Regions from separate parts of the Homo sapiens genome. Here regions 1, 2, 3, 4, 5 and 6 are each linked to region 7. The links are chromatin loops, found by intact Hi-C in ENCODE. Cell type or tissue: mammary epithelial cell. All regions are shown on one strand. Links, peaks and the distances in the headings refer to the core of each region. The heading gives the core; the rest is flanking DNA. Region 1 overlaps TMPRSS7 (transmembrane serine protease 7). Region 2 overlaps PHLDB2 (pleckstrin homology like domain family B member 2). Region 3 overlaps TAGLN3 (transgelin 3). Region 4 overlaps PHLDB2 (pleckstrin homology like domain family B member 2). Region 5 overlaps LOC105374040 (a long non-coding RNA gene). Region 6 overlaps CD96 (CD96 molecule). Region 7 overlaps PLCXD2 (phosphatidylinositol specific phospholipase C X domain containing 2).

Region 1 (4,417 bases), core at 202-4,201, 330 kb after region 7:
TAATCTTGCTCTTAAGTATTTGCCAGAGTGGACAGAAGGAATATTCTGAGATACGGTTATTTGCTGCTGATGAAATAGATGTTGTTACCTACATTTAAAAGTTCACAGGCTCTGAACCAGTTAGTATGTAGCTGCCTAAAATAAAATTATTTTAGGAGCCTCATACTGACATAGCTCAGACAATTCCTTACTGCCACACAGATGGGAAAGCCTCCGAATCTTGTTCTTTCCTATTTTACAGGTAAAACAGAAAGCAAAGATGCTTTTTACTTTGCTGGGATGTTTCGCATCACCAACATTGAGTTTCTTCCCGAATACCGACAAAAGGAGTCCAGGGAATTTCTTTCAGTGTCACGGACTGTGCAGCAAGTGGTGAGGCGATGGAGGTAGAGGGTATTAGGGTAGAGTGGGTTTGCGGGGAGGTGGGGGATGAAGCTGGAGGGGAACACAAGTGTCACAGGTGAGCAGGGTTTAGGGAAGTAGAGGGCAGGGTAGACAAAGGAAGGTGTCAGAAGAAAACATGAAATCTAGCACATCTTGGCTATAAGATAGAATTTCTCCCCCTGCCCCCATGCTCCAATGTAAAAAAAAGAATGGCTCTCTCAGCTTCAGTTCTTCTGAACCGTAAAATAAAAGAATTGGAATCAGATGACCTTTAAAACACCTTCCAGTTCTGAAGTTAGATGCATACCGATTAATTCCATTATTGTACACATTTATTTCAACCTTGATGCCCTGGCAATCTCTTCATTGTAAAAAAATAACTTTCTCATTGTAGAACTAATACATATTTATTATAAAAATTAGCAAAATTCAGATGATTATGTTTTAAAAACTAACATCTTCTTTAATGTCATCACCGGAGACAAAGCCCCTTTTTATTCTGAAATACACAGACATAGAGAATAGTGCAATATTGGAATATTATATTCAGTTTTATAAACTAACATTTTCTCTTAGCATGCTATTGCATGCTTCTATGCACGTAAATCTTCCTTTAAAAAATATAAGTTACAATAGACTCAAAGTTAGCAAATCCCTATTTATTGGATGTTTAGGCTGTTCCCAACTTTTGCTATAGATAATGTGACAGCAAAACTGCCACATTCTTTGTGAGTATCTCTGACTACTCCCTTAGGTGGTTTCCTAAAAGCATAATTACTTGGACAAATAGAAAAGTATCTATTCATGGCTCTTGGCACATATTACCAACTAGAACGTTGCTGTCAATTTGTATTTCCACGGTACTGGAGAGGGTTGTCATAGTGATGAACTTGACACAATGACTGGCTGTGTAGAATGAGGAAAGGTGGTGAGAGAGAGGGCACATCAAAGACAATAGTGCTCAGAGCAGCTTTTACTTATTGAATGCCTGCTATATACTGGGTACGTCACTAAACCCTTTGCCTCTAATATTTATACAGTCCTGTGTCGCTTAACAATGGAGATACTGTTGTACAAACATCATAGAGTGTGTGTACACATACGTAGCTGGAATGGCCTACTACACACCCAGGCTAGATGGTATAGCCTACTGCTCCTAAGCCACAAACCTGGACGGCATGTTACTGTACTGAACAGTGTAGGCAATTGTAACACAAATCACTAGATGATAAGAGTTGCTCAGCTCCATCATAATCTTATGGGACTACTGTCATATATGTGGTCTGTCATTGACCAAAATGTCATGTGGCATATGACTGTATACCAATTATTTCTAAAATTATCCCAAGGAGGTGGGTGTTTTGATTACCACTTTATAGGTGAAAAAGAAAAAGAAAAAAAAAATCCTGCCTAAACAGGTTTAGGCAACATGTTCTGTGTTGCACAGTGAATTTAAATTTCACAGCTTATATTGTTTCCACTACACTTCATAATTTCTAAGGGTTAAATTTTTTTGTTTTTAAATCTTGGGCAATTATGTAAGTGGTTTTCAAATTACATAGGAAGGGGAATACTAGAGAAAATGACTGGGGAGAAGAGAGTGAGTTTGCTTTTAGAAATGCTAGGTAAGGGCCAAGAAGGTAAATCGATTGAAACAGAGCTCTCCCTTGAGATCCAATTATGAAGTTTTAAAATGGCTGGGGCGCTTCCCTAGAGTTTGTTATGAAGGGGGCTGGTAGACCTGGCTGTGGGTACCACTCGCCCCCTAGTGGCTAATGTGAGAATGTGTCCTTAAGAATATGGTCGACGCTGGTGCACTGATAGAAAAGACGTTGGGTCAGACTACTGTACTATGAAAATGTACTTAAATGAGTTTGATTTGTTAACTGTGGGGAAAATTAACCTTTGCAGTGGGGAGAATACAGAAGTTAAGTTTGAGTTTAAAGAGAGCAATAAATGACTTTTCACTGATTTTTCACAGATAGCAGAATGAAAGTAAGTCACTCAAGATTGTTGCAGGAAGAATTTATTTGAATTCAAGAAATAATGCCGGGGTGTGGAGTTAGGAGCCTTTATTTTGAGGCTTGCATTTCTTCTTGCTGGCTGTCAGAGCTTGGGCCTACAACATTTAAGATACTGTAAAAGGAAGTCAAGTATGAAATACTTCAGATACCTCAACTATTCTTTTTCAGATAAACCTGGTTTATACAACATCTGCCTTCTCCAAATTTTATGAGCAGTCTGTTGTTGCAGATGTCAGGTAATGCATGTCCCTTGTTTTGAGATTTCTGTGTTCATTGTTCTAAAGTCCATTCAAGGCTATGAAAAGGCTGAGATTCCACCATTCCCAAGTAACTTCTTGGAAGTGGTTGGGGATTCATACTGTATTAGCACAACTAGCGACTCAACTCACTGCCCTTCTTTCTTGCTGTGTTTTTGCTCTTTATCCACCAAATCCCGACCTTCTCCCCATAGCTAGAATCCTGAACCCCTATAGCAGTGCTGCTGTGCAAAATGGCCATAAACTTGTCTATCATATTGGGTGGAGGGTGGAGGCAAAAATAAAGCACAGACCATGATTTCTTAATGTTCAGTGAAAAACTGGTCACTAGAGATCTTCTGAGAAAAAAGGGGATTCATGGTCAAATAATTTTTAGAAAAAATCGTGCACCATATATTATATCCCACCCCCACCCACTCCCAATATATCTGCAGAGATTCACAATCCACAATCCACTTTGACATATTAAAGCACTGAGAAGCCTTGGAGTATAGCAACTTGATTAGTTTCCTTAACCTTCCATTTCCCAAGTCATTTCCTGCAGAATGCCATGTTATGTTCCTTTCCTAAAACGTGGCAGTATTTATGTCATTAGGAGCTCAGGCTCTGGGGGCCGACTGGAAACCAAATTGGGCTTAATTACTGGATCTGCTACTAGCTATGTGACTTGGAGTTGTATTCGGCTTCAGTTTTCTCACCTATAAAACTGGAATAATAATGGGACCTTCTCATAAGATTAAATGGGATAAAGCAGATTTAGCACAGTCCCCGGACATGGCAGAGTATCAAACATTGTAATGGTTTTAATTTTTTTTCTTTTTTGAGACAGAGTCTCGCTCTGTCGCCCAGGCTGGAGTACAATGGCATGATCTCAGCTCACTGCAACGTCTGCCTCCCGGGTTCAAGCAATTCTCCTGCCTCAGCCTCCCAAGTAGCTGTGATTACAGGCACCTGCCAGTATGCCTGGCTAATTTTTGTAGTTTTAGTAGAGACAGGGTTTCACCGTGTTAGTCAGGCTGGTCTCGAACTCCTGACCTCAGGTGATCTGCCTGCCTTAGCCTCCCAAAGTGCTGGGATTACAGGCGTGAGCCACCATGCCCAGCCATGGTTTTAAATTTTAATGGCAGTGAATACTGATTGATATCCATAGAAATAGCATATTCTCCATGGAGACGCAACTCTACAGTAATGGTTTTAGATTAGAATCCAACACTATGGTCTGAATACATATAACATGATGCTGTCCTTTGCCAATCTTCATAACAGACGTCAATGACTACCTAAAGAAGGGAGCTAGCTTCAGTTGAAGGATGTGCTCATTGGCCTTACCTTGAATCCATCATCTGGGTATTTCTTCTCTGTAAAGTCCTATGAGGTCCCTGATGATCTCTCTTTTTTCGTTATAGCAGCAACAACAAAGGCGGCCTCCTTGTCCACTTTTGGATTGTTTTTGTCATGCCACGTGCCAAAGGCCACATCTTCTGTGAAGACTGTGTTGCCGCCATCTTGAAGGACTCCATCCAGACAAGCATCATAAACCGGACCTCTGTGGGGAGCTTGCAGGGACTGGCTGTGGACATGGACTCTGTGGTACTAAATGGTGATTGTTGGGTAATTTTCCTTTAGCATTCCTTCCTGCAGGACTCCTGATACTTGCCATGATTATAGTCAACATTGTAATGAAGCATTACAATGTGGGATTACCCCACAATCCCAGTGGCGCAGGATTAACTAAAGACATTGGAGCTATGT
Region 2 (4,417 bases), core at 268-4,267, 250 kb after region 7:
TCTTAGCCCTAGATTTAAACCATCCTAGGTTTGATTTACAAAAATATAATTTGAGAATACTATATTAATAAGTATCTATAACCAAGAGGTCTCTGATTCTTCATTTTTATATGAATTTTTAATGAATTTATTTTTATATGAATGTGTCTAACAAACATGTATCCCTACTCTATGCCAGGTTCTATGCTACAGGGATACAGGCACGAAAGTCTGTCTGTATGTCCTCAAGAGAGTCTAGTAAAGAAGGCAGGTACTTAAATGAGTACAAAAGTACACATGCATTACAAATAGCATATGGTTTCCATAGCTGAAACAGCAAAGTAAATAAGTTTTGACCTAGGTTATAGTCTCTCTTTTCCAGAACAGTCAAATAGAATGTAAGCGGTGGAAAATAAAATTTCCTGTTTTGTGTTAAACATTTTCAAGTTTTCACTTTGTCTGTTAGTTACCCTGACTGTTCTTGCACCTTTCACTCCCTTTGGTTTCATCTTTCACTTGAGTGATGTCTTTTCCATCATTTCTTTTGAAGCTCTTAAATCTCTTTATACAGTTTTCTCATTGGTATCATGAGGGGGTACTCTTCACAAAACTGGCCACTATCCATCCATTGCACCTATAGGAGAAGTCATGTTTTAATTGGCATCATGATTTAATAAATAAAGTGTCCACACATATAAAGGGACAACAAAAAGTAGCTCATAATACATATTCCACAACTGAATAAAGTGACTCCAAACATTAGGTGTCATTTATATAGAACGTTGGTGATAGTCTTGTTGGTCTGATATCTTTAAGTCATTAAACTAATGGGAAGGACTCTCATGGGTCATTATTTTTAGACTTTGGAGGAAGCATTTAGAAGTCACACTTTGTAAGATTTGGTTTTGGTTTATTTACCTATGAGTAAAGCATTAGCATTATTTTGCTTGCCTATATTTTGTCTTCTAAACTGAGGTAAGTCAGTGTCACCTACAATTCTCAGAGTTGAATTGATTTGCCTCTTCGGTCCAATGACTCGTAAGTAACATTCTTTAAATTATATATGCTTGGATTTTGTTATGCACCTCCCTTGACCCCATGTGTGTGTGTGTGTGTGTGTCTGGGGTGTGTGTGTGTGTGTGTGTGTATGTATTAGAGAGACTTCTCAGTCTAAACCAATATTCTCAAAAGGCTTTGGTGTTTCATTCAGTGCCAGCACTTCAAATATTGCTAGAATAGAAGAAATGGAGAGACTTTTGAAGCAGGCTCATGCAGAAAAGACGCGGCTGCTCGAATCCAGGGTAAGCTTCATATTTTCATGCCGGAGGTCTGTGATACCGTGGTGCAGGAGCCCTGCGCTTGGCATCAGACAATACTCCTCCTTAAGGAGCCGTGTGTTCCTGGAATAAATCACTCAACCTTTCTCAGTCTCATTTTCTTATCTGAAAAATAAAGGTGTTAGATGATTTCTAAGGCTCTCTACTGCAGTGGATTTTCCATAACTTGAAATATATATATAGTATTGACATAGACCGAAATGAACACTTTGTGTTTTTTTGTGTGTGTTTTTTTTTTGTTTTTTGTTTTTGTTTTTTGTCTTTTGATGGCTGTTTTGTGTTCCTGCCAAGGAGCAGGGAGGAATGTCATGTCTTTATGCATTATTTCTTCCTTCCCAGCTTGTGCTAACTGCACTATTTTAATATTTAAAATCCCACGTTTTTATGACTGTATTTCAAGTCAGAATCTGACTTCCTTAGGAATCCCCCAAAATGCCTTTGCATCCTGCCCTGAAGGGCACCTCCTTTCCTTTTCTAACTTCCCCACGTGCTTCCTCTGTGACCTTCAGCCAGGAAACTACAGAGCAACAACAGGAATTAGAGGGACCATGGCCTTCAGTTAGAAGACAGTAGTCAAAAGACAGGCTAAATCACGTGATAAGTGCTAAAGTACAGTTTGTGAGGCTTTTTATTTAAAATGGGAGAGTTGCTGGTTGATATGAAATGATGAAATGACTGAATATATTAACAAGCTGGATTTTCACTGAAGACCACAATTTAATTGTTAATTAAATTTAGTGGTTGCATTTCTGCAGATGATGATTTTGGAAGCTATACCAGGCATGGTTATGAGTTGTTTTCTTGTAGGTTATGTATTATAAGAGACTAGTCTACAAACCAAGATTTGTCTAGTAAGAATTGTCTTTTTTATATTGATTGGAACCATTCAAGTATAACCAGTATGTTTTAAAATAATCATTGTTATGCATAATGTTTAGGAACGGGAAATGGAAGCCAAAAAACGAGCCCTGGAAGAAGAAAAACGACGCCGGGAAATCCTGGAAAAACGATTACAGGAAGAAACTAGCCAGAGGCAGAAGTTAATAGAAAAGGAAGTAAAAATAAGGGAGAGACAAAGGGCACAGGTTGGTCGGTCAATCTGAATGCATATGGGCAGGTTGCCCCCTGGTGGCAGTTCCTAGAAGACAGCTGTTCTGTGTCTGAGGATGCTTTCCTGGGCACTGAGCATTAGCACTTGACATGTAAGGGTTAAGAGAAGAGTGTGCATTCCTGTGCAAAAAAAAAAAAAAAAAAAAAAAATGTGAGTTCATTTCAAAACTCTTAGGGAACCACCAACCAAATGACACTTTTCTTTAGTCATGCATGGAACGTTTTGCCAGGAGCAGCACTTTTTCTTCCACCCATTCCTTGGAGTACATTTTAAAAAGAGAATCTTTTTTGAGCAGCTTTTAAAAATGCACCTGGATTTGCTGCTGAAAACAAATACAACATTTGAACTGAAACCTTTGCTTGGGGAATGGAAGAGGTCCTACTAAGCCATCTTTTACAAGCAAACAGTCTAGAGCAGTGTAATTTTTCACCAAGTCCAGTGTCTTTGTCATGGTGGTAGTGTTTTGTCTTTTTTCTGAGCACTGTATTGTCACATGTGTTCCCTTTGCTACAGTAGTCCTCAACACCTGTGCACAAGCTTGTTGTATTCAAGCAAAGTTTGGAGAAACCACACATTTTATTTAATGTCTTATCTTGGTCATCATAGAATTTGAATCTCTGTTCTTGTCACTATAGCTGCTTACATAATATGTTTTCTGAGCAACTAACATAAAGTTTTGTTAAGTACTATGTAATTTAAAGCTGAACTCTATTTTATCAAGATTCACTAGACTCAAAGGCAAAAGATACCATTACTTTTATTCTTTGTGGTTGCTGGCCATTTGATAGTATAGCAGTTAGAGACTATCTTTAAGACTTTGTATGCTTTGAGGTATCAGTAAGCCTGCAGCATCTGTTACAACCAAAGTACCACATAATCAAACGTTAAGTATTGAAGGAAAAGTAGAAAGTAAAATTTGTTTATTTTATTTCATCATGCCCAACGCTCTGCCAAATTTTGACTTGCAGTGAAAGTCATCCATGCGTGTTTACTATCTGAAGCCAAACCAAAAAGCACAATTCTATTTTAATCCTGATTATAAGTGTTGCCTCCAAGTATATAATTAGGTCATTTCCCCGAGGCAAAGAGGTGGGGTTATTTAACAGCATAAAATAAGACACCATTTTAGAACTATCACCCATGGTGATATATGCTTCCTAGATTGGACGGGCTTTCATACCAGCCATCAGTAACATAAAAGACATCTAAATACATCCCTTTGGCATCTGGTCCTGGACAGTTCATTACATTAGGTCCAGTTTTGATTCCACTTCTGTCTTTATGTTAGCTTTACTTTTCAAAATATAAATCTCTGCCTTCAATTTCTATCGGAATATATGTAAACTGACAAGTACAGCTTTGTGGGATCCTGTGGGGGCCGTACTTACTAAATAGTGTTCAATCAATCATGTCATGCTTGAGATTACTTGAGAATGATTGTTAAGCTGTGGCAGGGACAACTTCTGGAAACTTAACAGTGGAGCAGTCCTCATCTGCAAGGAGCAGCCCAGAAAACTTCATGCTTCATTACAAGAGCAAAGTACATCTTTTAAACTAAGATAAATGACCATTTTTCATTTTCTCAACTGCCCATCTTAAGGAATAGAATAAATTGTCCTGAGTTTATCTGCCTCTCCCCTACATATTACAGCATCTTTCTGAAAATACTATCCACTTTTTAGACTCCAAATCATAAGTGCTTTGTTTATCTTAAGCTCTTTTAATCATATAGGCATTTTAAAGCTTAGGTTTTACAGTTAATTTCTGCTTCTAAACATCTGTGACCTAAAACAAAACAAATAATTAGCTATAGATGCAATGGGTTTTGCACTTTTCCAGGCTCGTCCTTTGACACGCTACCTGCCTGTCCGGAAGGAAGACTTTGATTTGCGGAGCCATGTAGAGACTGCTGGCCACAATATTGACACCTGTTACCATGTATCAATCACAGAGAAGACCTGCCGAGGATTCCTCATCAAAATGGGTGGGA
Region 3 (4,417 bases), core at 259-4,258, 300 kb after region 7:
CGATTTTAACCAGAGGGAGGGTCTGAAGCCTTGGAACTCTACAGAGGCTTTATGTGCAAAGCCCCAGGACCAAGCACTGCTGTCTCCACAACTGAGTTCCCCAAAGCAATGAAAGACTGATGCTTCTGTACAGGCCAGTAACCTAACCAGAGCAGAAATGGTTGGGCCTTTTCTACCAGATACCTCCCAGCTCCACCCAGGTTCTGTTTCTCCTGAGGCTCAGCAGGACTGGATGGCCTTTCTTGAAGGTGGCTTCATGTCTGAACTTGGCTTTATTATGACTTAAGCCAGCTCTGAGCTTTCTTGCCTGCCTGGCTGCTTCCCTCCCTCCCTCCCTCCCTCCCTCCCTCCCTCCCTTCCTTCCTTCCTTCCTTCCTCCTTCCCTCCCTCCCTCCCTCCTTCCTTCCTTCTTTTTTGTTTGTGTACTTAATAAAGGGTAAATATGTCATGTTTGTTTGGAACAGTCATGGTTAATATCTATGTTGTCCCAGTATATCTATTAATAGAACTCTCTTTCACTCTCAACAGCGTCCTAGTCCGGATGACAAATTATATGGTTATCTCTCAGTAAAGGGTCTTTTTTTAAAATGATTTTTTTTTCAGGGGGTAGGGTAGGCAGGAAGCTTAAACTGGGTAATTTAGTTGTAGAAGAGTGCCCTGTGGCAAATAATTGATTATTCATTTCCAGCATCCCCTTTTCTTCTCCTTGACAGTTATTAAAAAAAAAAAAGTTACCAGCTTATGTCATTTTAAAGAACACTCGCCCTGAAAACTTCTGAGAGGTTGGCCATTTGAAACCCTGGTTTTAGTGTCTGTATTATTAGTGAACTACCGTGTTCCCATGTGGCTACACAACCACAATTATGTACTATCTGGCTCTTTACCAAAGTTTGCAGACCTCTAATCTAGAGTGCGACATTTCCCCTCATTAACTCTTAGGTCCCTTGGCTCTAAAAGGGTATATTCATCTTGGCCCTATACAGGGAAAGGGGGAATGGGATTAATGATGTGCTTTGTAAGAAGAACCAATTTTAATTTTCACAAAGGCTTGACGTAGCTGTGAGAGAAAGGGTAAGAAGAAGCAGGCTTCTTCTTAGAAGTCTGAGATGGCCTAAAGTGGTGGGGGAAGAAGGGAGAGTGGGGAGAAAGAGAAACAAGAAAAGCTGAGAGTGAATTCCCCAGAGAGGTAGCCACTGATTCTGCCCTACTCTTTGCTGGAATTCTGGAAAACACCTGGGCTTCTAAAAGATAGGGAGCTCATGCATCATGGTAGGGCCACAGCTCAGGCTAGGGCCAGAGATAGCTCAGAGTAGCGCCACGGCTCAGGGTAGGTCCACAGTGCAGGGTAGGGCCATAGCTCAGAGTAGGGCCATAGCTCATAACCACAGCTCAGGGTAGGACCTGCTGATCTATTTGGGGACCCCCAGCAGAGCCTGTCTAATTGCATATCTTGAAAAGGATTGGAAAACTGTCATAATGACATTATTCCCTCTCACTTTCCTTGTCCAGGAAAGCCCAGCAGAATCGGAGAGGCTTTTCCGAGGAGCAGCTTCGCCAGGGACAGAACGTAATAGGCCTGCAGATGGGCAGCAACAAGGGAGCCTCCCAGGCGGGCATGACAGGGTACGGGATGCCCAGGCAGATCATGTAGGACGCGGCATCCTGCCCCTGGTAGAGAGGACGAATGTTCCACACCATGGTCTCTACGAAAAAGAAATAGTTAGTCACCTTCTGACCTTCTCCTCTTTCTCAAAGCCTTCTGTCCCTGGTTTTTGCAAGTGCTGCATTTCCGCCGAGAATCCGCGTTGCCTACTGCTGCCACCTCCTGTTCATTTAGAACTATGCAAAGACTCCGCTTCCGTTTTCCTGAGCTCCTCGGGCCCCAGAGTCTCTGTTTGATTATTTATTTATTTATTTATTTATTTGCCAAAAATTCTCCTCTTCAACTTATAGAATGCACCTAATAAAGTAATTAGTCTTGTGTCTTACAGTGTAAAGTTCATTCTTTCTCTTAAGGACTCCACAGTCCGGACTGGTTTCTCTTCCATTCAAAGGCCAGAAAGATGGAATTAAGCTTAAGCTGCAGCTGAGCAATATAGGTTAGCTATGAGGACGCTCTTGCAAGATTATCGCGTTTATCTTGGCAATTGGAATAGAAAGTTTAGGAGTCATTTCGCCCACTCTGAGAGCCTAGAGACATAAGTTCAAGAACAAAGTCTTTGACCACAACAAGTTTTTGAGCATGTACTTTGTGCTTATTGTGCTAGACCTGTAGAGGACACAGCCCGGGAGACAAAGCCCGGTTTCTTGAGAAGCTCTTGTATAGGTGCCCAGGAAGTATCTGTTGAATGGATGGAAGGAAGAATGGATGGGTGGATGGTTTTATTGAATGGATGGGTGGGTAGATGACTGGATGAATGAGCAGTTTTCACTTCTCTAGCATTCATCTTCCTCTTACAGACGAGACCCTAGGTCCGATGCTGACATTTATACAGTTTTTTTCATCATCCAGGAGTTATAGACAATGTAGTTTGCTCTCCTAAAGTCATTTAAAGGGTCTAAACCCTGAAAACCCTAGGATATTGCCTGGTATTGCGATTTGCCTAAGATGAATAGGTTTTTGAGATTTTTTTCCCCGTGGATAGAAAACATTAAAAGGTCAAAAAAGCCTGGGGATTATCAGTTCATCTTATTCTTTCTTACCAGTAGAAACAAGGAAAAAAAAACATGTGATATATCTAGTAAGAAAAGAAATAAGGTATTTTATCCATATAATGGATAACAAGAAAAAGATAAAATAGATGAAAGTATAGACATTGCCACACTCTAAATGTTTGGATGGTAGTTTTTTGGACTGTGTTCTCTCTTTGTTCTCTGCAGTTCTAGGTTTACCCAGAGGTTCCTATGGGATCCCTGTGGGGGCAGGGCTGCTGAGGAGGCAGAACCCTGGGCCCCCACTCCTGCTTCAACCATAGCAGCTCTGATATATCTGTATTACACATTAGGATTCAGTATAACATTTAAAAAAGACCTTTAATGTAAAAGAAAAAAGGAAAAACCATTATGCTAAAGAAAATTGGCCTGTGGGTCACCTAAGCAGTTTACTGTATCTGCTAGAAGTTCTAGTGACCCTTTGACAGCTACCAGTGAACTGCCTATTCCCAGAAAGATGTCTCCCAGCCATGGCAGCTGAATTATTACCTAAAACCTCACCTTGGAGTTGCCACAAAAGTAAGAGAGGGAGGCCGATGGATCCCAAAAAGTGAAATAAAACTGGGAGGAAAGTCCTGGAGAAACAGAGGGTGTCTAGGTCCCTGTTTGGGATTGGGGGTAGGAGCCCTAGGGAAATAGCCTCCATCAGGAAGGGAATGGATTGGGAGAGAACTTTCAGGATGTGCCGTGTTCTGGCTCCCACATTGCCCTAGCTGTACCAGTGACACAGAGAGGTGAGAAAACAGCAAAATTAGTTCAGAGCCAGCAGGAATCAGCTTGCTAAGTTCAGGGCTGTGCTGGAGCCCAGCTGGAGTGAGGAGCAGGTAAAAAGAGCACCGGTAGACTTGCCAGCACCTGGACATTTCTCCTCCCAACAAGATGCAACCCCCCCCCCCATGGAGACTCCCATCCCTTCAGTTGTATCTAATAATTGTAACCTAGGGACGAGGCTCTTGAAAAAATTTGAGGACCTAGAGCAGAGGTTTACCCTGAGTGGTGGCGATTAGGGTAGAGAATGAGAATCCAGTGTGTAGTTCCAAAGAATATCTGTCTCGATATATTTTCCCAAAAGTCACCAGAAGTGATCCAAGCTAAAGCCTGAGATTATTTTTCCCTCTTTTCCCACTTTGCATTTGCAGTCAAGTAGTAGGATCTTGCTTTTTATTTGCAGGCATTCTGCCATTTTAGTTACCATTCGCAGAAAGCTTTAATGGCATAATAGTGTGCAGCACTACTGTAGATAATAAATTTAATTGGCATGGCCTCAAATTAGCAAAACTGCTAATTTAATCAGTCATTGAAATTGAAACAATTCTGTTGACTATGAATCTTTCACTGCTATGGTAACTGTAAAGCACAAAGATAAAATTTTAAATTGTAGTAGCATTATTGGCAGAAATGAGCACAACATTCTTGTGAGTGCTTTTAAAGCCTATTTCCCTTGGACATTTTAGAAGTGAAATTTCCACATTTAAACAGGCCAAGGTCAGCTTCTTGAATAATGTAGACTCCAGGCCATCTTTCGCATGGGCTTGGTAATGCCCTCACACTGTGCATGTGATAAACAAGCTTAAGGTGACTGCACCCCCTGAGTAAGATCAGCGTCTCTGCTCCCAAGCATTGTTTGAGAACCATTTCATATGGTAGGTGCCAATTCTTGATAGTTTGTTTATGCATTTCAGCTACAGGAAATAATGTAATAGCT
Region 4 (4,417 bases), core at 130-4,129, 180 kb after region 7:
TAGTCATAGTATTAATCTTTTTTTTTTTTTTAGAAGAATGTCTTTGAAATGTGAAGGCAAACTTAAGTATTGAAAACTATTTTGTCCTCCAGTCTTACTTGAATCTCCTTCCTGATGTGGCCCTTCCATTTGCTACATCCTGAGTATAATTTTAATTTATTAAAAAAATGGCTGCACTAGCTGGAAGAAGCCAGCTAAATTGCAGATGGTGTGAGAGGTTTGTTTACCAACCCAATAAACTTAGTGGCTCAAGACTTTTGAAAGGATCTTGAGAAACAATGGCTCTCTTCCTATACTCTGAGCTAGAATGGCCATTGTCAGGTACATAAGTTGATTTAATCTTCAGATTCAGCCTAAGCCTTAAGCTGAATTTTTGCTGTGGAGCCTTTTCTTAATTTCCCTAATGTTTAAAATAGCCAGTCAATTCTCTACCTTTTTTTTTTTTAACTTTCCTACCTTGTTTGGAGGGTTTATCAGATTTAGCTCAGAAATATGATGTGAGCCATGAATGTCATTTTAAATTTTTTTATGTTAAGGTAAGCAAAAAAAAAAAAATCCAGGTGAAATTAGGTATAATATATTTGACAGCACAGGAGTAGATTGACGATGCTACCCACTCCCTAAATTAGCAATCTATTCTCTAAGTAAACAGCACTATTTCTTTTTTTTTTTTTTGGATTTATTTTTATTTATTTATTTATTTTTTATTATACTTTAAGTTTTAGGGTACATGTGCACATTGTGCAGGTTAGTTACATACGTATACATGTGCCATGCTGGTGTGCTGCACCCACTAACTCGTCATCTAGCATTAGGTATATCTCCCAATGCTATCCCTCCCCCCTCCCCCCACCCCACAACAGTCCCCAGAGTGTGATATTCCCCTTCCTGTGTCCATGTGATCTCATTGTTCAATTCCCACCTATGAGTGAGAATATGCGGTGTTTGGTTTTTTGTTCTTGCGATAGTTTACTGAGAATGATGATTTCCAATTTCATCCATGTCCCTACAAAGGACATGAATTCATCATTTTTTGTGGCTGCATAGTATTCCATGGTGTATATGTGCCACATTTTCTTAATCCAGTCTATCATTGTTGGACATTTGGGTTGGTTCCAAGTCTTTGCTATTGTGAGTAATGCCGCAATAAACATACATGTGCATGTGTCTTTATAGCAGCATGATTTATAGTCCTTTGGGTATATACCCAGTAATGGGATGGCTGGGTCAAATGGTATTTCTAGTTCTAGATCCCTGAGGAATCACCACACTGACTTCCACAATGGTTGAACTAGTTTACACTCCCACCAACAGTGTAAAAGTGTTCCTATTTCTCCACATCCTCTCCAACATCTGTTGTTTCCTGACTTTTTAATGATTGCCTTTCTAACTGGTGTGAGATGGTTTCTCATTGTTGTTTTGATTTGCATTTCTCTACTGACCAGTGATGATGAGCTTTTTTTTCGTATGTTTGTTGGCTGCATGAATGTCTTCTTTTGAGAAGTGTCTGTTCATATCCTTTGCCCACTTTTTGATAGGGTTGTTTTTTTCTTGTAAATTTGTTTGAGTTCATTGTAGATTCTGGATATTAGCCCTTAAAGTAAGTACATTTTTTGTCACTGGGTAATATAAAGAAAAATGTTATCTGTCATCAGATCACCTTGGGTCATTAGAGAATAAAGCAAGGACTTTCTCTCTACAAATTGCTGGTTTGCGTGTGTGTGTGTGTGTGTATGTATGTATGTGTGGGTCTGTATGTGTGTATATGTTGATTAAATATTAAAGGAATTAATCATTAGCAAAGTTGGGCTGCCAATTGTCCTCCATTAACTGAGAGTGAAAAAAAAAAAACGGTTGTCATACCTTTTTTCTTTCTTCTTCACTTGGAGAGATGGGCAGAAAAGCAGTGAGAAGGAAAAATTAGCATTTGGCAATAATCTAATGACTTCACATTGGGGAAACAGAGCTAAAGTCTTCATGAAATTCTATATTGCAGTAGTCCATTCTTGAGAGCAAACCCTCTGTTCTTATAGTAGCAGTACAAGCTATTGCCTCTTGATGGTGCCATGCATTAAAGAATTTGAGAGATGTATGTTCTGACTCTTCACATGGTTCAGCTTTCTCAGGCTAAACGCTGAAATATAGAAAGCAACTTGGACTAAAAAGAGGCCCTGTATGCCCCTGTGTCAGTTATAGAAGAAGTCTCATTCTTTTTTAAAATCATAAATAAATATATGAACACTTGTTTCTTAAATAAGAAATAAAGATCATAAATAAAATTTGTAGAAAGAAATATAAACTAAATAAAAACTGAAAATATATCAAGACCAACAAATATATAGGAGTGGAGGCCAGGCGTGTTGGCTCACGCCTGTAATCCCAGCACTCTGGGAGGCCAAGGCAGGTAGATCACCTGCGGTCAGGAGTTCGAGACCACCCTGACCAACATGGTGAAACCTCGTCTCTACTAAAAAAATACAAAATTAGCCAGGCGTGGTGGCACATGCCTGTAATCCCAGCTACTTCGGAGGCTGAAGCAGGAAAATCACTTGAACCCATGAGGTGAAGGTTGCAGTGAGCCGAGATCGAGCCATTGCAGTCTGGCGTGGGCAAAAGAGTGAAACTCAGTCAAAAAAAAAAAATCTATCTATCTATCCATCTATCTATCTATCTATCTATCTATTTATATGGAGATACATTAAGTGAAGGAGGACTATTGATTGTTTCTGGTAAAAGTGGTCCCCATATTTGTTGTCAAATTACTTAGTATATCTATATTTATTTATTATTCTTTTTTTGAGGAGAGTCTTGCTATGTTGTCCAGGCTGGAGTACAGTGGCATGATCTCGGCTCAGCCTGCTGAGTAGCTGGGATTACAGGTGCATGCCACAATGCCCAACTAATTTTTGTATTTTTAGTAGACACAGGGTTTTGCCATGTTGGCCAGGTTGTTCTCGAACTCCTGGCCTCAAGTGATTTGCTCCCCTTAGCCTCTGAAACTATTGGGATTACAGGCGTGAGCCACCATGCCTGGCTTAGTATATCTAAATTTAAAAGCTATTTATTGAGCTACCATTTTAAAAATTTATCATCAGCTAATAGGTTTAGTGATTGTGCTGGCTAATTCTTTTTTCTTCCCCCGCCCCGAGACGGAGTCTCCCTCTGTTGCCCAGGCTAGAGTGCAGTGGCGTGATCTCAGCTCACTGCAACCTCCGCCTCCTAAGGGTTCAAGCAATTCTCCTGCCTCAGCCTCCCAAGTAGCTGGGATTACAGGCAGCTGCCACCATACCTGGCTAATTTTTGTATTTTTAGTAGAGACGGGGTTTCGCCACGTATGTTGGCCAGGCTGGTCTGGAACTCCTGACCTCAGGCGATCTGCCTGCCTTGGCCACCCAAAGTGCTAGGATTATAGGTGTGAGCCACCGCGTCCAGGCTGCGCTGGCTAATTCTTATAATGTGAATTTCTCTTCCCCAGCTTGAGAAAAGATTATGGGAATATTTGCTGTAGAGAATATTCTTAAAGTTGGAAATTGATTTTTCAAAAAAAAAAAAAAATCCAAAACAAGCATTACAAGGGTAACACATCCAGCACTTTTTCTTTTGTTTCAGCCATCTCAATGTGCTAGTTATGAAGGTGCTTATTAGAAGTCACTTAAACAAAATAATCTCTTTATGTTGAATAATCGGAGATTCACAAGCAATCATAGGACGTAATTCAAAGGGATCCTGTGTATCCTTTACCCAGTTTCCTCCAATGGTAACATCTTGCCAAACTATAGGACAATGTCAGAGCTAGGATATTGACATTGATACAGTGAAGATACAGAACAGTTCTAACACCACAACGGTCTCTCATGTTGGCCTTTTATAGCCATACCAGCTTCCCTTCTCCTTAACCCCCATAACCACTGATTTCTTCTCCATTTCTATAATTTTATCATTTCACAATATAACCATATAGCATGTAACCTGTGGGTTTGGCTTTGTTCACTCAGCAGAGTTCTGTGGAAATTGGGCAGGTTGTTGCAGTCACTGGTTCATCAGGTTTAAGACTAGGATACATGAGGCAAAGGGAAATCCCAGAGACACACTTCTGTGTGTTTCGTTGGGTCCCCAGTCTGCCTTTTTCCACCTTTCAGAGTCTTCTGTTTTTTTCCCCATATAATGTACAGGGTTCTGAGTTATACTTAGTGGGAGAAATAGGGTAAAGTATGTCTAATTCATCTTCCCTGAAGCTGAAGTCAGTGAGATTAGTTTCCTAAAGTTGCAAATAGCCAAAAGCTTTGCTCTGGTGAAGTCTAATGACTGCAGGTTGAAAATTTTTGGTTTGGATAAATTGGTATTTCTTATTCAAAATTGCTAAGACCATATCCCAGCTCTGGGGTTGTAATTTGGATTTTGAGAAAAGACAGAATTT
Region 5 (4,417 bases), core at 93-4,092, 86 kb after region 7:
AGTCCTGGGGTTCATGAAGCAGGCCTCCCTCCCTCCTCTAATCTAAGTTTCAAGGGGTAAGTAGACACAGAAACTAAACAAGAACTCAGGTCTCCTTTGGATACAAAGACCTCAAAATTTTAAAAGCTCATAAACAATCTGTTCACCCAATATTTTTAACTGAGGTGATATGAAGATCTCATATTTATCTTTATATAATAGTTAATAAATTTGTGCCTTTATTCATTCATGTCACAAATATGAATAAATGTGTCCCAAGAGCCTAGGACAAGGCTGGTTCATAATAAGTATTCAGTGAAGAGTAGGTGAAGGATGGATGACCAGATGAATGAGTGACTAAACAATAAGCTACAATTGAGTATTATTGCCCATAAAAAGAAATAAAATTTTGATACATGTAACACCATGAATGAACCTTGAAAATATTATGCTAAGTGAAAGGAGACAGACACAAGAGATCACATAACATATAATTACATTTATATGAAATGTGTGGAATAGTCAAGTCTATAGAGACAGAACATACATTAGTGGTTGCTGGGGACTGGGAGGAGGGAAGAGTAAGGAGTGACTGCTCATGGATATGGGTGTTTTGTTTTGTTTTGTTTTGTTTTGGAATGATGACAATGTTCTGGAATAAGATAGCAGTGATGGTTGCACAACTTTGTGAATGTAATCACAAATATCATCAAATTCTAGACTTTATAAAGGGTGGATATTATAGTATATGAATTCTATCTCAATTTTTAGAATGTAAAACAATAAATTAACCAGGATAGAAAGATTTAAGTAACTTGCTAAAAATTGATTTGTGTTACTTGTGATGATTATGCATCTAACATCAAAACTTTGGCTCCTAGTTCAGGCTTTCTCCAGTCTATCAAGCTACTGCACAGAAAACTGCAGAGTGCCACCAGCTATCTCTATGGCTCCATGGAGCACTGTGCTTACATACAAGAAACCTCTCTTGTACCAAAGTGTAAACACAGTGGTGGCTGCATTCTGCCTCCAGAGGATCTGGCCTACAGAGTGAAGAATAAAGGGGAGACAGAGCAAGGGGAGAGCACTTTCCAAGAGCTTCCTCATTTTCTCTGTGTTGTCCTAGACACCACCCACTAGCCTTGTATCTCAGGTCTTGGTTGAGAAACCAAAATAACTAATGACACTCCTATGATGCCTTGGCAGCATTCCCTGATAACTTAGAATATTTATTTCCTGTTTTCCCAACTCTCATTTATTTCCATGCTAGCATAGAGCAAGATGACGTGTAACCTCTTGTGAAATGCTTGATATTTGTCCCTTAGAAGAGACATTAGTACTATACATTTAGCAAATAGTAAAATAACAACACTCATAGCTTGTTCTTGTGAGTAATATGTGAAAGTTTTCTAAACTGTATTTTAGTTTTAACTTACATTCGTTACAGCAGAGTGAGGCAAGCATCATGCATTCTCTCTCTTTTAAAGAAAAAGCACTAAAACTTCCATTTTTTCACTTCTAGTTTATGATCCTCTCTTCTTCCTTACCATGAGAATCAATAAGGGTGGGTGGTGTGAACACATGTTTTTTGTCCTGTCAGGAAAAGTTAAAGGTTATGGTCCTGCTCCCAAATGATAGATAATTAATCATCTTTAAAATGGCAACCTGTCACTGGAAAAGGAAAAGCAGAAATATAAAATAAAGCAGATATATGATATCAGGTAGCAACAAGGATGTCACAGATTTAATGAGTATAGGGGATGTTGTACAAAAAGTTTTATACTAATCTCTAGAAACAAAAGAAAAAGCAGAAATGATCTATATGTTCATAGTCTATATGGCCATCTCTCTAATTTTGAAATCAGCAGTCATTCCTTGGTTGGCATCTGCTACTTGGGAGCAGAGGATGGAAGAACACAGCAAACAAAAGTTTCATCGTTAAGCTGTGAAGCAGAGGGAACAGGCAGCTAGCCAAAACTTATGTGGTTCTTCAAATTTCTGATGGGGATCAGAGTGCCTCTCCCTCACTGACAAATATGGAATGGAATGTAAGGTTGCTACTAACAGGGTTCTCTGCAATCCTGAGATTGGTTCTGTTCTAGCCAAAGCTCTTGGATTCCTGTAAACTCCAGTCCAGTTGAAACTTCCCGGGAGAATGTGCCCCCACCACCCCGTGCAGAACTCCTGGACATCTTAGTGACAGCCCCACCCCCACCACTAGTCTTCCCAGAATTCGAGCTGTGAGAACACATCAATTCCTGACTCAGGCATTTGAGTCAATTTTCAGTGAACTCAGGATAGTAGAATGGAACACCATCTCACCCACCAGCAATCCCTGGCTAGCACATGAGTGGGAGGAAATCATGGGCTTTGAAATCAAACAAACTCAGGTTCTTACATTCACTAATTACACTCAGAAACTGTGTATTCTTTGTAGAATTTGAAAGTGTTAACCTCATTGAGCGTTACTTCCCTCAGCTATAAAAAATGGATATAACAATTTTTTTCTCTGATGTTGCTTTAAAACAAAGTGAGATAAAGAATGAAAATTTCCAATTTACAAATATTTCTTAACAAAGCGTAGATTTGTTCCTTTCTATTCCAAAGCTAATGACTTCAGGTGAAATGGTATCTTGAGAGTGGGGGGCATTCTGAGGAATCAGTCTCAGACCAAATTCATGTAATCAGTTGAAAACGTCCTGTTTGATTAGTCCCTTTAAACTCTTTATGTGCCTTTCCTGTCCTCTAATTCAGTTTCTAAACTTTTGTTCAGTATCACATCCCTAAAGAAGCCTTTTTAGACATTTTTTCTGATCGTCCTCTCCTCCATGAGATTTAATGCCACAGAGACACCATTATGTTGTTTGTGAACTGTATATAGGTATATCTGTGCTTTATACATTAAAATAGTAAGAAAATGTTAAACCCCCCAAGAACCAATTTTCACCCTTTGGTGGACAATATTGTTCCTATTGAGAACACATGGTCTATAAACAAACAAAAAGTTAGAAGAATCTTTGAAGAGATAATCTTTTAAAGCCTGTGAAAGAAGACATTATTGAATTCTTCTGAAGAACAGAGTCTTCCCTTCATCATCTCTTAACTATTAGAGGTAGAAAACTTTGGCGAAGTTTTAACAATTTCTTGATTTCCTATGTTTAGCCAATGATGTTCAGGTCAACCTGTTAGAAATAAAGAAAGAAGCCTCAGATGCAAAAAAGTAAATGATGATGCTAGGCCCCAACCTACTGATGTATTGTTTTCTACGCAGAGTATAAGATATACTATCTGCAGCATAAGTACAGTAATAATGGAGCTAAACCTCAAAAAATTAGTCCCACATCACTTGACTAATAGGTTTCTACTTTACTCCATGTGGATGTCCAGATTTTGCCCAATTAAACTTTCATTTCTTATTTAAAATTACAGCTAATACTTACCATTGAAATTTTGGGGGGAAAACTTTGCTAAACTGCAGTGTTTATTTGACTTTTTAAATAACTGTGATGCTGAACAGTAAGAATTAATTTGCACACAGGGCTTCTAAAAAGTGGGCCACTTCTTATTTTGAGAAAAACTTCAAAATTATGTAATAAATTTCACTGAGAAATAAAATATTGACATAAATAACAATAGAACAATATCAAGTTTTTGGTAAAATAAAAAGTTATTCATGTGAAAAATAAAATAATAGAACAATACTAGGTGCTGGGGAGGATGTGGAGCAACCAGAAGTCTTATACACTGCTAGCAAGAATGTAGAATTTGAAAGTGTCAACCTCAGTCACTTTGGAGAACAGTTTGACAATTTCTTAACACGTTAAACATACGTGTGCCTTGTTACCCAACAAGTCTACTCCTAGATATAGGAATTTACCCAAGAGAGATGAAACATAAGTCCACAAAAGACTTGTACATAAATGTTTATAGCAGCTTTGTTCATTATAGCCAAGAACAAATTATGATATATCCATACAAGCTAATACTACTCAACAATAAAAAAAATTACTGGGGCCGGGCGCTGTGGCTCAAGCCTGTAATCCCAGCACTTTGGGAGGCTGAGGCGGGCAGATCACGAGGTCAGGAGCTCGAGACCATCCTGGCTAACATGGTGAAACCCCGTCTTTACTAAAAATACAAAAAAATTAGCTGGGCATGGTGGCGCATGCCTGTAGTCCCAGCTACTCGGGAGGCTGAGGCAGGAGAATGGCACGAACCTGGGAGGCGGAGCTTGCAGTGAGCCGAGATTGCGCCGCTGCACTCCAGCCTGGGCGACAGAGCAACACTCCGTCTCAAAAAAAAAGAAAAAAAATTACTGGATAAATGCAACAACATGGATGGGTCTCATAAACAGCAAGCTTAGTGAAAGAAGCCAGACACAAAAGTATACATACTGTCTGATTCCATTTTTATGGAATGCTAGTAAAGACAAATCTAA
Region 6 (4,417 bases), core at 221-4,220, 140 kb before region 7:
AATACTTATTAATATTTTTTAAAGTGGACAATTTTTTTCTTTGAAGAACAGGAAAAGAAAAAACTGGTAGAAATAAGGCTGTCACATACAGGTTCTTGCCTCTATCTGTCTGTTTCCTGAAGACTAGGTTAGCTAAGAGCATTATTATCAAGTAGGAGTTGAGGTGTGCTCTAAACACCTATCATCAAAAGTGGGCCAATATGTCATACAAAGGCCCCTTTCAATCAACAAATTGCCCTCACCCCTGTAATCTACAACTCACATGAAAGGTTCTAGCTTTCTAAAATTTCTATTAAATTTCTCACTGTAGATACTTCAGAAAGGTTTTTTATTTATTATTATTTTATAGTTTGGTTCTTATTAGTACAAATTGTATCTGAGACTTATTTGTCCCCGGTTCTGGGCCTCCTTGCTTTTTGATGCTGTGACTTAAATAACTCTTACTTTGTGTGATCTTTGATCAAATTTTTAACCTCAATTTATTCTACATAGTTGTAAGAAGTAAATAAGACTTGAAAGGACTTTGCAGAATTCTTAGAATATAGTAGGTGCTAAATAAATTTAAACTATGACTAATAAGATTATGAAAGTTTAATAATGGTCATAACATAATACTAGTATTATTTCTCCCTCTCCCAGTCCTAGGCATTTCGTTGTTTGCCTGTGCTAATTTTTTCACCTCTCCTCCCATTTGCTCTGTGAAGGCAGCCACTCATATGTAAGTTCTTGCTACTGCCCCCTTTATAACTGAAGACTCTAGAATGTCTTAGGATCTCCTTATATTGTAGGTTACGGGGCATTCTTTGCAACTGAATCCCATCTTTCCTAATGAAGGAACAAACCCTTCTTTCTGCAAAAGTCAACTGCCCAGGGGAAAAAAGCAACCTTTGGATAAGTTGGAAGGTTTTGTATTTTTTCTCTATCAACTAAACCACCTAGTCACAATCTGCTATATAATAAAGAAAAAAGCAGTTTTTCTCACCAGTCTCCAACTTCAGCATGTAACTGCTCTTTTTCCCACAACAAAGTGACAGTTGATGGAACTGTTCCAAATGGCATTCATATACTAAATGACCAAGGAGCATTTTCAACTCTAAAATCCTGACACACAAAAAAGCAAGAGGCTGCCAAACGTACCTGTGCCAAAAGATCTGCAGGGGGTACCTGCCTTCTTAATTATTGACCTCCAGACTTGCCAGTGCTGAGTGACATGCTCTCCACTTTCTTCTCCTGTCCCCACCCAATACTTAGAGCTCCTCTGGGGGATCCTATCTCTGTAATACAGTCTTTCTCCCTTCTTCTTTTGCTCTTCTTCCTTAGGAAAACAGCAGCACGGATTCTTGGGTCCTTCTTTCTAAGGGTATAAAGGTATGTAAATTGCTGCAGGAAAAAGAATTCAGCAGAGTATGATTATTTGCAGGCAATAACACAATACTATCTGTATGTAAGACTGACACAAATCCTAGCCAGATTCAGCTAAAGAACGGTGTCTTACATAAGAGTTTCTACTAAGTATATTCTGGAATTTTCTATTTAAACTATTTAAGAAGTCTACCTTAGTCCATCCTCTGTTTCTGCCCATACTTGAATGTGGTTTCCATTTCTTGTAGCCTGATCTGTCTCATTTTTAAAACTAGAGATTCCAATTCATAGATCTTATCATTATTTTGTAACATTTCCCCCATTGAATGCACTCCTGTTTACCCTTCTCCATTTTACTTCCCTCCATTTCCCCTGATGACTGTACACAAGGATTCATCTGTTGTTTAGAGTTAGGCCAGTAGATGTCAGCCCTGGATCTCCTGAGTACCTTAAAAGCAATTGTCCTAGCTATGGCCTTATCCCAGACAGACTGAATTAGAATCTCTAGAAGACAAGCTTGTGCATCAGAGTGTTTTAAAAGCAGCTCAACTGAGAATGTTGAGTCATACTAACAGGATATGAAGACCTAACCCATCCTCTACCCTTGTGCCCGTCAAGAATCCCCTCCTTACTGGGCCCCTAGTGAGCACTTTTATTGACATCAACCAACACTGTGACACCCCAGGGAGTTTGTCCAAAAAAATTCCAGGCACAGAGAGAATAATAGGGCTTTTCATCACAGACCGAAGAAAGGATACGGGATAGAAGAACCAAGTACCTCAAATATACTCTGATCTCCAAAATTCAGATTAACATTTTCAGGCTACTCTTCATGCATCCTCTTTGAAGCTAACACAAACACAGAAGAAAGGGAATAAGGTTAGGACCAGAACAAGGCTGTGAAATGAGGCAAGGAGCTGCCCCAGGGCACAAAATTTAAGGAGGTACTCACTGTTGGGTGTCAACATTTCACTTGCAAGACTTTGAGAATGCCACTTTACCTGATCCTAGTCCAGGCTCGGGGAGGAGCTGACAAAGAGTCATTTTCTAAAGGAATTTAGGGATAGCTGTAATCATCCAGTTTAAATGAAGATTTTATGAAATCTTCACACTGATACAGTCTTCTCATCTTAGCAGTAAGATGTCAGAACTTCTTAAATAAAAATTAAAATCTGCCATTAGTCCTGCCCATTCCAAACCCCAAATCCTGCTCCAGATATACAGTTCATAGAAGATTATGAAGGAGAAGCTCTAGTCAGAAGAACAGAATGCTTCCATTTGTTAGGAGAGGGTAACAATAGTTTTTAACTGAAAGTCAAGTGTATCATACTTTCTCTAGTAATATACTAAATGTCTTCTAATTTCAATCCTTCATTCTTCCTCTCTACTTTACAAAAAGTAAATGAATCAGTGCTTGTCGAATGCCTAGTTCAGAGCTGGCACAGTTGAGGACTCAATAACTGGTAACAATTTTTCTCACCAGGAGGATAATGGAACTCAGGAAACACTTATCTCCCAAAATCACCTCATCAGCAATTCCACATTACTTAAAGATAGAGTCAAGCTTGGTACAGACTACAGACTCCACCTCTCTCCAGTCCAAATCTTCGATGATGGGCGGAAGTTCTCTTGCCACATTAGAGTCGGTCCTAACAAAATCTTGAGGAGCTCCACCACAGTCAAGGTTTTTGGTAAGGGCTTTTGTTCTACAGACTCACTGGCATCCTCCTGTCTCCTGCCCTGCTCTTCCTTGAAGAGGAAGCACCCTATTATGCTGCAGAGCAGCCACATGTGGGTAACAGTGCTGGAGTCTGTTTCCCTGGATACTTGTCATTCTTGTTGGGCAGGGGGATGAGGGTAGGATGCTAAAGAATGATGATTCTGTTAACAGAATAAAATCATACAGAAGCCAATAATTTTCTGTATTGGTCAGTTTTCTGTTGCTTACAATGAAATACCTGAAACTGAGTAATTTGTAAAGAAAAGGAATTTATTACTTACAGTTATGGAGGCTAAGTCCAAGGTCGAGGGGACGCATCTGGTAAGAGCCTTCTTGCGGATGGGGACTCTCTGAAGAATCCCAAGGTGGCACACGGTATCACATGGCGAGGGGACAGAGTTTGCTAATGTGCTAACTCAGGTCTCTCTTCCTCTTCTTATAAGGCCACCAGTTTCCCTCCCATTATAACTCATGACTCCAGTAACCCATTAATCCATGAATGGATTAATCTTATTCATAAGGGCAGAGACCTCATGATTCAATCACCTCTGAAAGGCCCCAGCTCTCAATACTGCCACACTGGAGATTAAGTTTCAATATGAATTTTGGAGTGGACATTCAAACCATAACAGACAGAACAATTTCCTGGTGACCACTATCTTATTTACAATGTTAATATTTCTCAGAATACTGGAAATCTCTTTAATTGTAACTGCCAAAATCTAATTGTTTAGTTGTCTAATTGTCTTAGTTGCTTGCTTGAGCAAGGTGGAGTAAAGTCAGTGAGAAAAGGAAGGTGATAAATATAGCCCCAGAGAAACTGCAGAAGTTCCTCCTCCCCTGCTATCCTGCCAAGGCCCAGCTGGGGTGAGACCATCCAGGTCCAGCCCTTCCAGCAAAGGAGCCTTTAGGAAAGGCCCTCTGAACCTGCACTCTCAGGAGTGTGGAGCTGAGCTGTGAAATCCACTGTGGCCTCACTCAAAATGCAGACTATCTGCAGCGTGCCAATTTAAGGAGGAAAGGTTAAAATTCTATTTTCCCCAGTGGTACAAGGAAGTACCACTAATTAATAAACACCATTAATGAAGGGAAGCCTCTGCCTTTGGATGTTTTTTTCATTTTTTGTGACAAAGATCTGTGTTTTTTAGAAAGTCAATTTTAAAGAAGGCAAAGAGAAAAGCAGTGAGGTGGATAGACAATTAATTATTTTTGAAAATGAGATAAACAAAGAGAAAATAACTTCACAAACCTATGGACACAGGCTGCTAGATTGTTCCTCAATTCTCTAAAGGGCAGAGCAAGCAAAAAAAAATTATTTGGAATTGTATTGCCCTA
Region 7 (4,417 bases), core at 206-4,205:
TAGATCAACATTATTTATATATTCATTCAACAAACATTGAGCACCTAGGAAGAGCTAGGTACAAAGATTCAAGGTGAATATTATACTGTCTGCTGTCAAGGAACTCACAGTCTAGCAGCAGAAACTGGCATGAAAATTTCTATAAAGCAATGTGAAATACCACTGTGAAGAAGTCTGTGCAGACAGCCATACTAATAATGGAGAGGGAGTATTTAAAAAACTAAGGATAAGTTATATCTGTATACCATATTCTGAATATCAAATGGCTTTTTGCAGATGATTTCATTTGATTCTTAAATCAAGTCAGCCTCTAGGATGGCACATTGTCTACAGCATATTATCATCCCCTCTTTAGATGGGATTCAGGGAGCTTAAGTGACCCCAATCCATACAGCTAGTAAAAGTCAAGAATACCTCTCAGACTCTGGCCTTCTGATCGTTAGACCACTGCCCTTTTCAGCGTTGGACACTGACTTGGATACTGCATATTTTTGTGCTTATTCTTTTCTGTTCCACAGGCCTGCAGTTGTCTTATTAGTACCTGAATCTGGTAATATCTCACAGGTTATAACTAGTAACCCACAATGTCACAAAGCTTTTCATATCTGTACATTCCTAAAACTTTAATCTGGCTGCAAGTGAAACATTGGCTCTTTCCTTTATGATGAGAGATAATGATGTTGGCATGCGCCCAAAGCCAAGGGATCCTACTATGCCAGAGCCCTTGCACTACTGCTAGCAGCAAGCCAATGTCCCCAAGCTTGGAAAGATACTTTCTTTGGCATCTCGCCCCCCTGCCGGCCATAAGAATATTGCAAGTATGCATGCATTCCTAGTCCTGCACATCAACTGAAGGAGGAAAATATAGCTCTGGTTGAGTTTGTTCCAAAAGGCCAGTGCAGAGTGTGGCTGTCATTTCCTCTGGGCTGTTGAACAAACATAGGACCTTCCCCTGTGTGCCAACACCCAGAGGGTCTGTCCTAACAACTGGTCGCTGGCACTGGTGGTCAGCTCAAACCAAGAAAAAAAAGACAGGGTATATTTTCTTACAAATGTAGAGGTGGTTTCTCGGCAGGGATTTAACCCCCTAACTCTTCGATAAACTTTGGAGCTAAGATCTTGTTCATTTTGGTTCAACACCGTAGAAGGAAGCCACAAGAAATATAGCCATTTGACTCAATTTCCATGGTGGTTTCTCCCAGACTTATAGAAACCTGAAATTCAGGTTCATGGCACTCTCACTGAAATCATATGAAAATGCTTTGCCTAAGCTTGAGGACAGAGCATCCATGAACTCTATAAGGGAACATGGACTGAAATCAGAAGGCCTGAGAGTGCAGCCTGACATGCTCCCTGTTCCAGGGTGCATTGTGTTGTGCCCCGTCCCATCCCCGCCATCCCCAAGCTCACATATTGAAGTCCCAACTCTCAGTTACCTCAGAATGTGGGTACATTTGCAGATACGGCCTTTAAAGAGGTAATTAAGTCAAAACGAGGATATTAGGGTGGGCCCTAATCCAGTCTAGCTGGTATCCTTAAAAGAAAAGGAAATTTAGACACACAAAGAGACACCACAGATATGTGTTCACAGAGGAAAGGCCATGTGAGAATGCAATAAGAAGGCGGCTGTCTGCAAGCCAAGGACAGAGGCCTCAGGAGACATGAAATCTGATGACACTTTGATCTTGGATGTCCAACTTCTAAAACAAGAGAAAATACATTTCTGTCATTTAAGCCAACCAGTATGTGGTGTTTTGCTATGGTAGCCCTAGCAAATCAATGCAGTCCCTGAGCAACAGGGTGGCCGTGGACAAGTTTTCTGAGGTCTCTGAGCTGTGGTTTTCTCACCAGTTAAACAGGATTAATAAACCTCATCAGATTGTAGCCTTAACATGAAAATGCCAGCCACAGTGGCTGGCAGAAAATAGACATGCCATCCCTATTTGTAAAGACACCCAGAAACACTATGGACCACCCTTGTTCCCAGCTGGGCCCCAAGGTCAAAGGGAAGTTTTTAACCTCCTGCTCTGCCATCCATGGGAACTGTTGCCTCACGGGCCTGTCAGCACTGTCAGGTTCAGCCTTTTGCACAGATCCCTTGTCCTGGTAAATACCAAGAGCTGAGAAAATAAAGTAGCTCCTCTTCACTGTGGGTTCTGCATTTCCCCTTCTTCGTACTTAATCCTAATTATTTGATCCTTGCCTTGGAGAAGGTTGACACATGCTACCCGAAGCTGACACAGAACTCTTTGTCACTGGAAACCACAGGTACATACCTTTCACTGCATTTCTCTGCTCAGGCTCCAGGGATCCTCCAAGGTGAGGAGGCTCTGGCTGCAGTGACTGGAGTTACAAGCCTTTAAGGCTCATTTCCCTGTAATGACCAGCAGAGGGCGCCTGCACCTCATACTTCAACACTGACTCAGGCTTTTAAAATGAAGTCTTGAATCTATCAGGTTCAGTACTACTGTGTCCTTGGTGTGGTTCCTTGTGTATCCTTGGTCTATCTTTAAGGAAGTCTGTATTTGCAGCTTCTCACTTCCAAACCACAACATGTTGTCACGTAAGCAGGAGGATGTGACCTCTTTAAGGTGTAGTTTCTTACTCCCAGCCACCAAATATTTCTACCTCACACTCTTCCAGTTATGATTCCTTACCTTTTTTTTTTTACCACACTTATCATATCACAGAAACTCTTCTAAACACTTTACATGTATTATTTTGTTTAATTCCCCAAAAATCTGTATGAAGCATTATTATTATCACTCTTCAGGAGTCCCCGTTCAAAATGGAAGTACCCCTGGGAGGGTGATCTTTTAAGTCATAATCAGCTATTAATATAAAAATATAGGCCAGGCGCAGTGGCTCACGCCTGTAATCCCAGTACTTTGGGAGGCCGAGGTGGGCGGATCACCAGGTCAGGAGATCGAGACCATCCTGGCTAACACGGTGAAACCCCGTCTCTACTGAAAATACAAAGAAATTAGCTGGGCGTGGTGGCGGGCGCCTGTAGTCCCAGCTACTCGGGAGGCTGAGGCAGGAGAATGGCGTGAACCCGGGAGACGGAGCTTGCAGTGAGCCAAGATCGCGCCTCTGCACTCCAGCCTGGGGGACAGAGGAAGACTCCGTCTCAAAAAAAAAATAAGATGATGGATAGATGATAGATAGATAGATAGATAGATAGATAGATAGATAGATAGATTGATTGATTTATGATATGTGTTTTAGCCCGTGGCTGATTGTAGAGTCCACTGAGAGAGGGAGGAGACCCAGGACTGATTATAGTTATGGTAAGAGAAAAAGAAAGAGGAGAAGGACAAAATGCTACCAAGGCCTGAACAGGGTTGTCTGGAAAACTGAGAAGTCAAGATATGTGCTGAAAGAAGGGCAGGCAGCATCAAGGGAGAGTTTCTTCTGTCTTCTTTAAAGCATTCTCAGCCTACTGAGTATGTATTGAGCTGTTTTTACTATGATGTAAACTGTGAGTACACTTTATTGCTTTCTTCTCTATGCTGCCTGTGGTAGTTTACACTTACTATTAATGCAGAAATTATCACATTGAATTTTCATTATTCCTTTATGTCACTAAATAACTGGCTGTCACCTAGGAAGCCTTTGATTAATAAAATGAGACTGAAAGACCGTTAGTGAGACAACTGATTAAGTATTGGTCTATTAAGAAGCCACACTTAGTGATCGAATAACTGTATATCCATATGAAAAAAGTAAGCCTTGACCTCCTACTTTATACCATAAACAAAAATCAATTTGAGATGGTTCTTAGAGCTAAACCTAAAAGCTAAAAACCATAAAGCTTTTAGAATAAAACATAGGATATGTTTGTAAATTTGGAGTGGACTGAAGTGGTTCTTAGATCACAGAAGCCATAAAAGAAAAAAAATGGACAAATTAGAATCTGTAAAAATTAAGGAATTCGGCTCATGAAAATATGTCACTGAGAAAACTGACAGACAAGCTATAGGCTAGGAGAAAATATTCACAAAATATATCTGACAGAAGACCAGTATCTAGGCTATATAAATAACTTCTACAACTCAACAATTTTTTTAAAAGAAAATGAAAAAATGAGTAAAAGAATTGAACAGATAACAGTTTTACTCATAATATCCAAAAAACTGGCAATAGCCCAAGTGTCCATCCTGCCAGTGTAGGAAACTGGATACACAAACTGCAGTATATACATACAATGGAATTCTCTTCATTGATTTTGAAAGGCAACGAACTACTGATACATGCAGCAACGTGGATGAATTTCAGAACAATTATGCCAAGTGAAAGAAAACTCACGTGAAATAATACATTTTTCATGGCTTATATGAAGTTTTAAAACAGGCAAATCTAATCTACAGTGGAAAAAAAAATCAGTATAGCTGTTGCCTCTGGGAGAATGGGGCAG

Evidence for each region. Hi-C counts contacts between places; a loop is a spot of excess contacts. Peaks named below come from ENCODE experiments on the same cell type or tissue, not always from the same donor. Only the 100,000 strongest peaks of a DNase experiment are listed, where the experiment ranks them.
Region 1: it touches region 7 in a loop (7-fold over the local background); 23 of 110 quality-filtered maps call a loop at or near these places.
Region 2: it touches region 7 in a loop (14-fold over the local background); 108 of 110 quality-filtered maps call a loop at or near these places.
Region 3: a loop joins it to region 7, with 14 times the contacts of the local background. A loop is called at or near these places in 29 of 110 quality-filtered maps.
Region 4: a loop joins it to region 7, with 9 times the contacts of the local background. A loop is called at or near these places in 6 of 110 quality-filtered maps.
Region 5: it touches region 7 in a loop (6-fold over the local background); 10 of 110 quality-filtered maps call a loop at or near these places.
Region 6: it touches region 7 in a loop (7-fold over the local background); 8 of 110 quality-filtered maps call a loop at or near these places.

Annotation. Positions count from the first base shown.
Region 1 is chr3:112,041,679-112,046,095 of GRCh38, forward strand. TMPRSS7 (transmembrane serine protease 7) reads left to right here. Exons shown (of 18, transcript NM_001395507.1): 3 at 242-372; 4 at 2,577-2,644; 5 at 4,072-4,265. Among named protein-coding and RNA genes, the nearest start is that of TMPRSS7, 9.2 kb to the left of the region's middle. In mammary epithelial cell, for the core only: a CTCF peak has its summit at 2,154 (motif pointing left); a DNase peak (open chromatin) is centred at 2,143; H3K27ac peaks cover 250 bases.
Region 2 is chr3:111,965,424-111,969,840 of GRCh38, forward strand. It overlaps PHLDB2 (pleckstrin homology like domain family B member 2), which reads left to right. Exons shown (of 18, transcript NM_001134438.2): 14 at 1,190-1,280; 15 at 2,255-2,401; 16 at 4,267-4,417. Among named protein-coding and RNA genes, the nearest start is that of ABHD10, 11 kb to the right of the region's middle. In mammary epithelial cell, for the core only: a CTCF peak has its summit at 2,447 (motif pointing left); a DNase peak (open chromatin) is centred at 2,438.
Region 3 is chr3:112,011,901-112,016,317 of GRCh38, forward strand. TAGLN3 (transgelin 3) reads left to right here. Exons shown (of 5, transcript NM_001008272.2): 5 at 1,510-1,985. The coding sequence ends at 1,651. Among named protein-coding and RNA genes, the nearest start is that of TAGLN3, 15 kb to the left of the region's middle. In mammary epithelial cell, for the core only: a CTCF peak has its summit at 1,822 (motif pointing left); a DNase peak (open chromatin) is centred at 1,821.
Region 4 is chr3:111,893,217-111,897,633 of GRCh38, forward strand. All of the region lies in intron 2 of PHLDB2 (pleckstrin homology like domain family B member 2), which reads left to right. Among named protein-coding and RNA genes, the nearest start is that of PHLDB2, 36 kb to the left of the region's middle. In mammary epithelial cell, for the core only: a CTCF peak has its summit at 2,052; no DNase peak of the experiment used is centred there.
Region 5 is chr3:111,801,288-111,805,704 of GRCh38, forward strand. It overlaps LOC105374040 (a long non-coding RNA gene), which reads right to left. Exons shown (of 4, transcript XR_924333.4): 4 at 1-3,161. It also overlaps a transcript of PHLDB2 not described here. Among named protein-coding and RNA genes, the nearest start is that of PHLDB2, 56 kb to the right of the region's middle. In mammary epithelial cell, for the core only: no CTCF peak of the experiment used is centred there; DNase peaks (open chromatin) are centred at 1,214 and 2,064; H3K27ac peaks cover 3,412 bases.
Region 6 is chr3:111,576,182-111,580,598 of GRCh38, forward strand. CD96 (CD96 molecule) reads left to right here. Exons shown (of 14, transcript NM_005816.5): 4 at 2,846-3,053. Among named protein-coding and RNA genes, the nearest start is that of ZBED2, 17 kb to the right of the region's middle. In mammary epithelial cell, for the core only: a CTCF peak has its summit at 1,786 (motif pointing right); a DNase peak (open chromatin) is centred at 1,810; H3K27ac peaks cover 433 bases.
Region 7 is chr3:111,715,333-111,719,749 of GRCh38, forward strand. The region is part of intron 3 of PLCXD2 (phosphatidylinositol specific phospholipase C X domain containing 2); the gene reads left to right. Among named protein-coding and RNA genes, the nearest start is that of PLCXD2-AS1, 40 kb to the left of the region's middle. In mammary epithelial cell, for the core only: CTCF peaks have their summits at 806 and 2,378 (motif pointing right); a DNase peak (open chromatin) is centred at 2,389; H3K27ac peaks cover 988 bases.